2 separate regions of the Mus musculus genome follow, and region 2 is linked to region 1. Evidence: chromatin loops called from intact Hi-C (ENCODE). Cell type or tissue: left cerebral cortex. All regions are shown on one strand. Links, peaks and the distances in the headings refer to the core of each region. The heading gives the core; the rest is flanking DNA. Region 1 holds the start of Kras (Kirsten rat sarcoma viral oncogene homolog). Region 2 has its middle 42 kb from the start of Gm38926.

Region 1 (2,909 bases), core at 118-2,617:
AACACGAAGGTAAGGTAAGGTAGCAAGTGGTCAAAGGCAGCATAGAATTTTAGAATTTTGCCTTTATGTTCTTGAACTGTGAGCCACGCGGGAGCTCAAGGCAGACTGAGATACTGAGTTAGTATCTTTCCTTCAGCTTAACAGTGTGAATGTGGCCGCCATTTCTTCCTTTCCGTAAATTTCTTCCTTCATCTGTAAAATAGTCGAGATGATGTTTAACTCGCGGGGGCGTTGTGATAATTAAATACGCTATGTGCAAAAACATTTAGCAGTTAACTTGACACAGAGTAGGCACGTTCTTTCTTTCCCTGTCTTCCTCCTGTTTCCCGGGCCTCCCACCTGGTGCTGGGAGGGAGAGGTAGGGTGCAAGAAGAGTGACATCACTTCAGAGAGCTAGTGTAACAGTTTCACGCGTGGCTGGTGATGGGGCTGTGAGGACAGACGGCGGTCGGTGGGTGGGTGGATGGGCAGTCTTTTGGGCGGGGGCCCTGGCTCTCCAGGCCTCAACTGATGGCATTTTTTAGAAGGGGCATCAGTGCGGTCTAGAGGAACGCACGCTTATTTGCCTCCCTGTTTAACTCTGCGGTGGTAACTGATGAATGAATGTCTTCTACCTGGCGTCCTGAGAAGTCTCCTCGGATCTGTCCTGTGGAGCGAGGGCACTTCCTACAAAGCGGCTCTCCATGTGGTATCCGGGCAGAAGGCCAGCCTGGTCTACACAGAGAGACCCTGTCTCAAAACAAAAAGAGGAGGTCCGGGTTGGGAGCCTGCAGGCTTCGGACAGTCCGGCCAAGGGACCGCGAGGCCAGCGGCTGGGGTCCGCCCCCGGCGGCGCCGCGCGCGCCCGGAGGAGCAGCAGCGGGGCGGGCGGCCGCGTGCGAACGAGCGGCGAGGCGGGGCTATCGGGAGCGCCAGCCCCGGGTCGGGGTCCGCGTTGGCCGACGCCCTCTCGGCACCACCCTCGCGCGCCCCCGCCCGGGCCCGTCCTGGCCGCCGCTTCCCGCCCTCGCTCTCCTGGGCTCCCAGCGCTGCGGCCGCTCCCTCCCTCCCTCCTTCCCTCCCTCCCGCGCGCGCGGCCGAGGCAGCGCGGAGCACCGAGCGCATCGATCGGCCTGCTCTGCGGCCGCCCGCCCGCCTGCCGGGCCCATCGCGCACTCCGGGCTCGATTCGGCAGGCGGCGGCCGCGGCGGCTGAGGCGGCAGCGCTGTGGCGGCGGCTGAGACGGCAGGGGAAGGCGGCGGCGGCTCGGCCCGGAGTCCCGCTCCCGCGCCATTTCGGACCCGGAGCGAGCGCGGCGCGGGCCTGAAGGCGGCGGCGGGAGCCTGAGGCGCGGCGGCTCCGCGGCGCGGAGAGAGGTAGGGCGCGGGCGGCGCTCCTGGGCCGCTGCCCGGTGCGGAGCTCGGCGCGGCCGGGCGGGGCCGCGGCGCTGAATGAAGCCGGCTCGGGGCGGCGGGCGCGGGGCGCCGAGGTCGGGCGGCCGCCGTTTCCCGGACGGGGCGGCTTTCCTTCCTCCTCCCGGCCGCGGCGGGCCCTCCGCGCTCGCCCGGCCTCCGCGCCCGGCCTCTGCTGCACCCGGCATCCGCGCCTGGCGCCCCGCGCCCGGCTCAACTTGTCGGGCGCGCGGGCTGTGCGGGGACGCCGCTTCCCCTGGCCGGGCTGCGGGGCCCCGGGGGAGGTCGCGGCGGGAGGTGCTCGGACCCGGTGGCCGGAGGGCGTCGTGGTTCTCGGAGGGGAAAGGCGTCCGCCGCGGAGTTCGCGACCGCTCCCCTCCCCCACGCCTGTAAGGGCTGTGACATTGCCGCGGCCACAAAGGAGGAGGTGGAGGTAGGGATGGTGCTGGCAGAACAGGTGGCCCACGCCCTGCGCGGAAAGCCCGCGAGCGACCCGCACGGAAGCAGAAAAGTTAATGCGGCAAGTCTGAGTGGCTTTGTGTCGTGAAAACACAGGGGGAACGAAGGGCGAGAGCCGAGGCAGGGGACTCTCCCCGAGTGGAGCGCAGGCAGCTCGGCTCACAGCGTCAAGTTTGAATCGCCTGCTGCCCTCTCCCCTCAGTCCTGCGGTTTGTCCCTTGCCCCTTCCAGACTCCAGAGTTGATTGTAGCATTCGGGCCGACCTCTGAAATCCCCCTAGGCCCATGTAGTAGCTCAAGTCCTGAGCCAGCCCCGTTAAAGCAAGGTGATCATCAAGGCAAGGACTTAAAAGCAGAATGGCATGCTGTGTTTGTCGTAGAGGAATCATCTGAGAGGAAATGTTGAACAAGTCTGCTCATAATAATCACTTCGAAATTGCCACCAAATGACCAGTGTCACTCTTCCACCGAGGGCCTGATTGCTGACCCCTCATGTGATAGACAATAGACATCAGATACGCTAGGTATCCATATATTTAATTTGAAACTGTAGCTATTCACAAGCATCCTTGGTTTTAAGAGATGGCGGATAGTAATTTAATTTTTCCACTTTGGTTGGAATTGAGCCCCTTTATTACCTTTTGTAACTGGGGGTGGGGGTGGGTGGGTGGGGGAACCTTTCAGGCTTAAGGTTTTTCTTGAGTAAGACTTCTTTTTTTTCTAGTGGACTTAATTAAATATTACTAAGTTTTAAAAACCCGACAATAAATTTTATTCAGCAAAAGCTACGGTGTAAATGATTCAATATCTGTCCACAGTATACCCTAAATTAGCCAACATTTTAGTCTGTGGGACCCCTTTGCACCTATAAACAAATTATTGAGGGTCTCAGAAATCCTTGAAGGGGGGGAACATGCCAATATTTACTATATTAGAAGTAACACATTTTTTCAGTTTATTTAGAACTAGGAATAAAGTGCCTGTTGGTAACATGAATTCATTTTTTAATGAAAAAATAATAAATTTTCTAGAACAAAGAATTAGAGTAGCTTTGTTTTAC
Region 2 (2,909 bases), core at 144-2,643, 57 kb before region 1:
TGGGCCAAGCATATTCAAACCACCACAAGGAGGAACCTCAGTGGTGCCACCCCTGCTCTGGGCTGGTGGTCCTGGATTCTGTAAGCAAGCAGACTGAGCAAGCTTGGGGAGCAAGCCAGTAAGCAGCATTCCTCCATGGCCTCTGCATCAGCTCCTGCCTCCAGGTTCCTGCCTTGTTTGAATTCCTGACTTCCTCTGATGATGAACTGTAAGATGGAAGTGGAAGTCAGATTAACCCTTTCCTCCCCACATTGCTTTAGTCATGGTGTTTCATCACAGCAGTAGTAACCCTAAGACATATAGTAATATTTTCCCTTATATATATAACATTATGTATATTATACATTATATTATATATTACATTATATATATTCTCACTCGATGTTTGTCTCCCAAAGTCTGGCTTATTTCACTTTTCACAATCTTCAGTTGTATCCATTTTCAGCAAATGCACTGTCGAGTTGTTTTGAGGGTTGTATAAAGTTGCACTGTGCGTATGGGTGACATCTTCTCTATTCTTTCATCTGATAGATATCTAGGCTCCAGTCTGTGAGTTTTGCAGATGCTGTAGCAATAACCGTGAATGGCCACATGTTTCTGTAGCGTGTCGACCTAGGGATCTGTGCTATGTGCTCCAGAGTGGTGCGGCTGGTCATGTGACAGTTCTATTTTCAGTATTGTGAGGAACCTCCATACTGAACCCCGTAGTGGTTACGGCAGTTTCTTCTCCCACCAACAGTAGATATTGGTTCCTCTTTCCCCACATCCTCATCAGCGTTTGTTGCTGCCCGCCCAGAGTGACCATCACAAAGCAAACTGGAGCCTGGGAAAAGGCTTGGCTGGTAAAATGTAGCAAGCTGAGATCCTGAGTTCAGTTCCCAGAACCTACACAGAAAAGCTGGTGTGACAGTGTGGAGTGAGGAGCCCCTCAGGGCTCACTGTCCAGCCAGCCCAGCTTAACCCAGCAAGCTCCAGGCCAGTGAGGACAAATACATCTAAGGCACACACACACACACACACACACACACACACACACACACACACACACACACACACACACACACACACATGTGCACAGACTCACGAATGAAACAAAGAACAAATTTTCAGCATTTATTCACATCCGAGGATAAAAATAGGCATGCTATAAACTCGCAGGCTCAGCAGCTGACAGCTGAGCCACGTCATGCGGTTTCTGTCCCTGTTTGCATTTCTGCTTACGATGACACCAGACTCTGTTACACAAGCCGCATTTCCCAGGGTTTGAATAGAGGAGAGCGGTGGGGGCATTGAATCACGGGCTTCAGTTGCGTGTATAGATTTAGAGCCCACGAGGAGATGGCTGGGTGACAGCTTCTCTTCCTGGAGCAGAAGCCTGCATTGCTCGAGTCTGTCCACATCCTTTCTGATGGGCCTCTCCATCAGCAGACTATGAGGTTATTCCCCTGATAACCTTTTTTTTTTTTTTTTTTTTTTTTTTTTTGCCCAACACCATTATATTTATTGGCTGAACAAAATAATAAACTATAGTCAAATATCAAAAGGAATAACCTGCAGCCGGGTGCAGAGGCTTGTACCTTTAATCCCAGCACCATGGACGCCGAGGCGAAAGGGGAAGAAAGGACCGTGGAGGAAGTGAAAGTGCTGGGCAGGCAGGAAGATTGTTACCTGCAAACACACCTTCCTTCCCAAAATGCTTTTTCAGCTAGATGTTTTCATGAAGAAATGTACTTAGGGCTCACAGTTTGGGTAGGCCTAAAGTGTTTAACCTTACTTCATGATGATGGTGATGATGGTGGTGGTGGCGATGATGATGTAACCATCCCTTTAGCTGCTCTCCCTCTCTCTTTGTTTTTTGGTTTTGTATGAGACAGGCTTTTACTATGTAACCAGAAATACTTTAAACTCAAGACTCACCTACCTTAGTCTCCCAAGTACTTATAGGCCTTTGCTATCAGAGCTGACTTTTGCTTGTAAAAGGTCTCTTTTAAATCCATAAAGCATAAAGTTTGAGAAACCATCACCTTTTCAATTTTTTTTCATTTATTAATGTTTCAGGTTAGCACAAAGCAGAGAGATCTCTCTGAGGAGTTTCACATACAGACACACACATACACACATGCACATACATGGACACACATGTGTGTGCACAGAGACACATGCACACACAGACACACACATGTACATGCATGTGTGCATGTGCACACACATGTACACGCATACATACTTACATACATATGCACATATACACGCATGTGCACAGACACACTCACACATGCACATACATGTGCATACATGTACACACAGAGAGGCACACACGTGTGCACACACAGACACATGCACATGAACAGACAGACACACACTTGTATACACATCCATACTTACATGCACATATACATGCACATGCACAGACACACACTCACACGTGCATATGTACACACGAGCTCACACACACAGACACACACACACCATCCTGCCCTTACCTCTGCTTCACTGCACCCCCTCCTCTGTGCCATGATGGTGCCAATCCCCTCCCATTTTTGCTTTTTTTTTTTTTAAAGATTTATTTATTTATTATATGTAAGTACACTGTAGCTGCCTTCAGACACACCAGAAGAGGGCATCAGATCTCGTTACGGATGGTTGTGAGCCACCATGTGGTTGCTGGGATTTGAACTCCAGACCTTTGGAAGAGCAGTCGGGTGCTCTTACCCACTGAGCCATCTTACCAGCCCCCCATTTTTGCTTTTATGTCACATGTCTCATCCTGCTTCTTTGTCTCCCACTCAAGATTTCCCCCTCCATCTCAGTCCCCTTTCTACTTAAGACGTACCCAAGTGCACAAACCTCAATTCCACATAGGTGAGAAATATGCATAATTTGCCCAAGAAAATATCCTAAGTATTCTT

Evidence for each region. Hi-C counts contacts between places; a loop is a spot of excess contacts. Peaks named below come from ENCODE experiments on the same cell type or tissue, not always from the same donor. Only the 100,000 strongest peaks of a DNase experiment are listed, where the experiment ranks them.
Region 2: it touches region 1 in a loop (4-fold over the local background); 8 of 42 quality-filtered maps call a loop at or near these places.

What each region holds. Positions count from the first base shown.
Region 1 is chr6:145,248,495-145,251,403 of GRCm38, reverse strand. It overlaps Kras (Kirsten rat sarcoma viral oncogene homolog), which reads left to right and starts at 1,173. Exons shown (of 5, transcript NM_021284.6): 1 at 1,173-1,355. Gm15706 (predicted gene 15706) reads right to left here and starts at 875. Exons shown (of 2, transcript NR_045598.2): 1 at 615-875; 2 at 1-192. In left cerebral cortex, for the core only: a CTCF peak has its summit at 1,178; DNase peaks (open chromatin) are centred at 310, 1,060, 1,861 and 2,116; H3K4me3 peaks cover 2,498 bases; H3K27ac peaks cover 1,836 bases.
Region 2 is chr6:145,305,229-145,308,137 of GRCm38, reverse strand. No RefSeq gene overlaps it. Among named protein-coding and RNA genes, the nearest start is that of Gm38926, 42 kb to the left of the region's middle. In left cerebral cortex, for the core only: no CTCF peak of the experiment used is centred there; DNase peaks (open chromatin) are centred at 733 and 1,233; H3K27ac peaks cover 1,423 bases.